Regions from separate parts of the Homo sapiens genome. Here region 2 is linked to region 1. A link is an interaction called in ENCODE POLR2A ChIA-PET data of the cell type or tissue named here. Cell type or tissue: endothelial cell of umbilical vein. All regions are shown on one strand.

Region 1 (2,500 bases):
CCAATCAAGACTTTAATAGAATATATGCAAACCACAAGCTACTAACTGTTGAGTGAAGAAACTACTGATTAGTTCACACTCTATTAGTTTTCCTTGTAATGGGGATAAGGAGGTACTTTCACTCTTTACCGTATTACCCCATTGTCTGACTTTTTAGAAAGAACATGTATTCATTTTATAACTTTGAAAAATATATTTTCTGAATTTGGTGTGTTTTTTAAAAATTTTCTACGAAGCCCCTTTTTAATTTAGTAAATAGGAACTAATAAAATGACAAAATATTAATGTTAATTTTATAATTTGTAAAACAATCAAGATTTCTGCATAAAAGGTTCCTCTATATGCCTGTGTAACATAAAGGAAAACACTTGGGGAAAAAGTAGAAGAAAAGAACACCAGTTTTCTACATCACAGGAGAACAGAACCTCCAGATAAAATTCTGACTAGGACTAAATATAGAAACTATGGTTCTAGAAGTTACAATTTCAAGTAAGCAACAGTCTAAATATTTTAGATTAGATCACACAATTATAGTCTCTGAGATCTGCATTAAATGCATAAAATCATTTTGCTTTTCATTATACACCAGAACTTCAAAGTTTAAGCCACAATCCCACAAATAATACTTGGCTAATGGCTTTTACTTTTAGACAACTGATTGTGCTATTTATAATATATAATGCTGTTTTGTATGTTACATGGCTTTCTACAGCAAGCACCCATATCCAAACACTCCTACTTATTTTACTATCTACTGGGGGAAAGGAGATGGGGAACAAGAGAGAGGAACAGTTAACATCCCGGAAAACATGGGGGAAGGATTGCAGAGCACAAAAGAGCGTGTTTCAACCACTCCTAGACCAATTTTTCTCACACACTTAACCAAATCACTTGAACTTGTCTATACTAGCTCCACTCATTCAGACTTGGTCTTGAGTGGTTATAAGCAATATTATATGTTGCTATTTCACATAACATATCTATAGGACTCATCATCAGAAAACTATGATAGAACCAAGGAACACATTTTGGAGCAGGAAACAACGTACCAAGTAAGCTATTCTAATATTTCATCACTGCCCTGGGTTAAGGGGTAGAAAATAGAAAGAGGGAGAAAAGAGAATATCTTTTTTCTTTTTCGTTAAGACAGAATCTCACATTTTGCCCCTCAGGCTGGAGTGCAGTGGCTCAGTTATAGCTCACTGCAGCCACAAACACTTGGGCTCAAACAATCCTCCTGCCTCACTCTCCCAAGTAGCTAAGGCTATAGGCACACACCATCACAACTGGCTAATTTTTTTCTTTAATTGTGTAGAGATGGGGTTTCACCATGTTGTCCAAGCTGGTCTCAAACTCCTGGCCTCAAGCGATCCTCCCGCCTCAGCCTCCCAAAGTGCTGAGATTACAGGTGTGAGCCACTGTGCCCAGTAGAGAATATCTTTTTAAAAAGATGATTATAAGAAGAAAAATGGGCCAGGTGCGGTGGCTTATGCCTGCAATCCCAGCTCTTTGGGAGACCGAGGCGGGCAGATCACAAGGTCAGGAGTTCGAGACAACAAGCCTGGCCAAATGGTGAAACCTCATCTCTACTAAAAACACAAAAATTAGCCAAGCATGGTGGCATGCACCTATAATCCTAGCTACTTGGGAGGCTGAGGCAGGAGAATCACTTGAACCCGGAAGGCAGTGGTTGCAGTGAGCTGAGATCACACCACTGCACTCCAGCCTGGGTGTCAGAGTGAGACTCCGTCTCCGACAAAAAAAAAAAAAAAGAAAAGAAAATGTCCTACTTTAACAATGCAACTCAGCCTAGGAGAACCACATGAAGCTTCAAAGAAGATACACTACTGAGATAGAATAGAGCAGATGGTCATAAAAGGAAACATTTGAAAATATATGGATATTCTGAAATCAGGTCTTAGACCAAATTACTAACAATAAATACTCTGATAATTTCTAAAAGAGCTAAATATATATGTTACCTTTAATAATTCTGATGAAGGACTTATGATAGGTATAATTAATTTTCATTTGCTTTATTGTCTAATCATTATTGAAAGATCCTATGAGTGAATGATCCACAGTGATTTATCAGTTGATATATTTTGAGAGAGTAGACCTAAAAGGTATACAAGTTTCCCAATACCTGCCATTTATAAATGATATAAAATCTTTCCAAAACAAATATTTGTTGAACACATAGTAAATTTCACACACTGTGCAAGGTTCTATGGGACAATAAAACTGAATACAGTACTAATCCTGGACTCAAAGAACTTAGACACCAATCTTTCTACTTTATTACAATAGCTACCTAAATTGATTCTATTGCATGCGAGTCTTGTCCCATTCCAACCCACCATTTCTAAAATCTGTTTACATCTGTGGTAATGGAAATAATTTTTAGACTACTTACTGCCTAGTTTCTCAAAGTTTGTCACACAAGCACCTCAACAGGTAGGAGAAAGAGCCTAGGCCCTGGAGGCTTGGAGATGTAGAC
Region 2 (2,500 bases), 190 kb after region 1:
AAAGAGGGGAATGCTTCTTGTTTTAAATACAGATGCCTGTGTGCTGGTGGTGTACATTAGTGAATAATCACATATTAACAGATTTAGCTTTTGTAAAGAAGCAAAATGAAGTGTTTTCGTAAAACATTTCTGAACTTGTCATTGATGTTATACTCTATCAGTTGCTATTGATAATTTTATTTAAAGGAGGAGGTATATAGTATAGCGCCAACTTCCTGATTAGGCCTTGGGGAAGGTCACGTTTTGCAGTGACCTGGGCACCACTCTTAAATGTTGTTATTATTGGAAGAGGGTACCCTCAGGCTGCTGCCCTTCCTCTCCCCAGAAGCGCTCTGTGACTGACTTTCCAGTTCATCTTTTCTAGAACCAAGACTCCCAGGCTGTAGATGAATTCTGACATCTACAGACCAGTATCCATCTCAACTTCATTTGAGGTGAATTTTATTAGTAGTAGTGACCCAGTCCTACCTTAATATGAGAATGATGCATCCTCATAAAAATTGCAAACTTAGAGCAGTAAACAACTAGGATAAACTTTTATGTTTCAGCATAAAAGTGAGTTATGACTTTTTTGTCATTTAAAATATTGCACACATTTCCTTTTTATTTCTGTGGGATCTTTGTTACTGTTTTAGTGGTCTTAAGTAAAAATAACTTCAAGGACAACACGGTTGGATGTGAAGTAGAATATTTATTTCAGACAAGTATTATGCCCACATATTTTAGATTCAACTATGTGCTTTATTTTCAGCATTAAAGAAAATGAGCTGTTTTCCAACACCTGCATACCAACTGGGCCTGCATCCTCTTTAGAAATGTTGTTTAATAAACACTGTGGCTTTATCATCCAGAGGCTGTTGCCAAATGCTGTTAATTAGGCCAAAAAAATGTTTTTTAAAGGTTGGTGAAACAGATCCACTTTTCTCTCTGTAATGGCATCTTAGCTTGAAATCCAGGAAGCAGTGGTGTATGGTGTCCATATCCACGATTTCCTGCATTGGAGAAAAAGTGTGGAAAGCATCTGGGGAAAAGGAGGCTCTTTACCAGCTTGTTTCCTGTAAGTTCAATTGGAAGACCTTGTCTGTGCAAATAGATTTCAAAATAGAGCCTGCCCTTTGACTGTCTCCATAATTACATGGCTCGCTCTGTATTTTATTTGGCAGCCAGAGCAGTTAACCCCTGGAAGGAAGGGGCTGATGGTATGGCCAGCTTGGCTTCCCAGGCATGTCCATGGGAATGAATAAACCACTGTTTGGAGAAGCCCATAGCTAAAAACACACTAGAATAGTCTGTAACTGAACTGAAACTCTTTTAAAACAAGTTCACTAATGTTTATTATGATCGGTTAAAAAACTTAACTTTGTCCTTATTGTGTAGATTATAGAGCTGTATTAATTGTTTTAAAAATTGGGAATTGGGGGAGTTCCTTGTTGCTTTGATGTAATCAACATCTGTCAACAGATGAATTTGCTTTTGTTTAGTTTCAAGGGCTCTTGTCCTTTAGCTTTGCCCAATCAGTATCTGCTTCAGCCTGGGGCATTCCCTAGTAGTGCATGTGGTTTTTTTTCCCTCAGCAAATGCATAGGTTATTTCTCATGAAATGTGAGCTTCTCTTCTGCTTTATAGTTGCCTTGAGATGGGAAGGAACCTTCAATCTTTCTCATTTATTTTGAAACGTACACCTTAGTACTAGATTATAAAAATCAATAAAAGAGTTATATCAAGTGATGCAGACTATTTAATTTTTCTTTAGCAACATTTGTACAAGTTATGAAACATGTCAAGCAATCAGTGTTTTAGGTCAAGAAATATAAGGCATGGATGCATTTGCAGTGTTCTCATGGACTTGAAGCACACAGCGCTGTAAGAGCCTGTGCTCCTACTCTGAGTAATTGGTTGGAGTTCATGAAGTGTGATCTTTCTGTGGGTCTAAATCAGCACCCCGAAAATATATTCCTATGCTATAGTCCCTTCTGAGCTTACTGTAGGAGGCAACATTTTTAAACAGTTAAAAATGTATCAGATTGCTGTCACAAAGTAAGTTGGGTTTTTTTTCTTGTTAAAGTTAATATATTATTAAGCAAATCATTTGGTTTAAAATTAAAATCATCAATGAATGTAAGAACCATATTTGAAAATGAATTAGCAAAACATTGTTGTTTTTCTCTCTTGGTAATCATAAATCATTTAAATCTGGCAGGCATTCCTCTCTTCATCCAAAATAATTGCCTCCATTTGTAAAATCAATTAGATGTTAACATGCTATAAATAATAGTTTTGTTACTAGACTTTGGCATTTACTGATCATTATGAAAAAATATATTCAGTAAGACATTTTACAGGGTGTCTTTTAAATCACATATTATCTCTGGTTGACATTGTTAGCTAATGTAAAGTAGTGCCAAGCTACATTATTGTGTTGTTTTCTACCCAGATATTTGATACCTCTGCAGTGTAACGTAACTGAGGATTGATGGCACACTGCAGGGTGAAAGTGCTT

Evidence for each region. Peaks named below come from ENCODE experiments on the same cell type or tissue, not always from the same donor. Only the 100,000 strongest peaks of a DNase experiment are listed, where the experiment ranks them.
Region 2: POLR2A ChIA-PET joins it to region 1 with 6 read pairs; 2 of 35 experiments call an interaction of 5 or more read pairs at or near these places.

Annotation. Positions count from the first base shown.
Region 1 is chr2:171,861,773-171,864,272 of GRCh38, forward strand. All of the region lies in intron 3 of SLC25A12 (solute carrier family 25 member 12), which reads right to left. Among named protein-coding and RNA genes, the nearest start is that of SLC25A12, 31 kb to the right of the region's middle. In endothelial cell of umbilical vein, no CTCF peak of the experiment used is centred here; no DNase peak of the experiment used is centred here.
Region 2 is chr2:172,051,363-172,053,862 of GRCh38, forward strand. All of the region lies in intron 1 of METAP1D (methionyl aminopeptidase type 1D, mitochondrial), which reads left to right. Among named protein-coding and RNA genes, the nearest start is that of DLX1, 33 kb to the right of the region's middle. In endothelial cell of umbilical vein, no CTCF peak of the experiment used is centred here; a DNase peak (open chromatin) is centred at 1,109.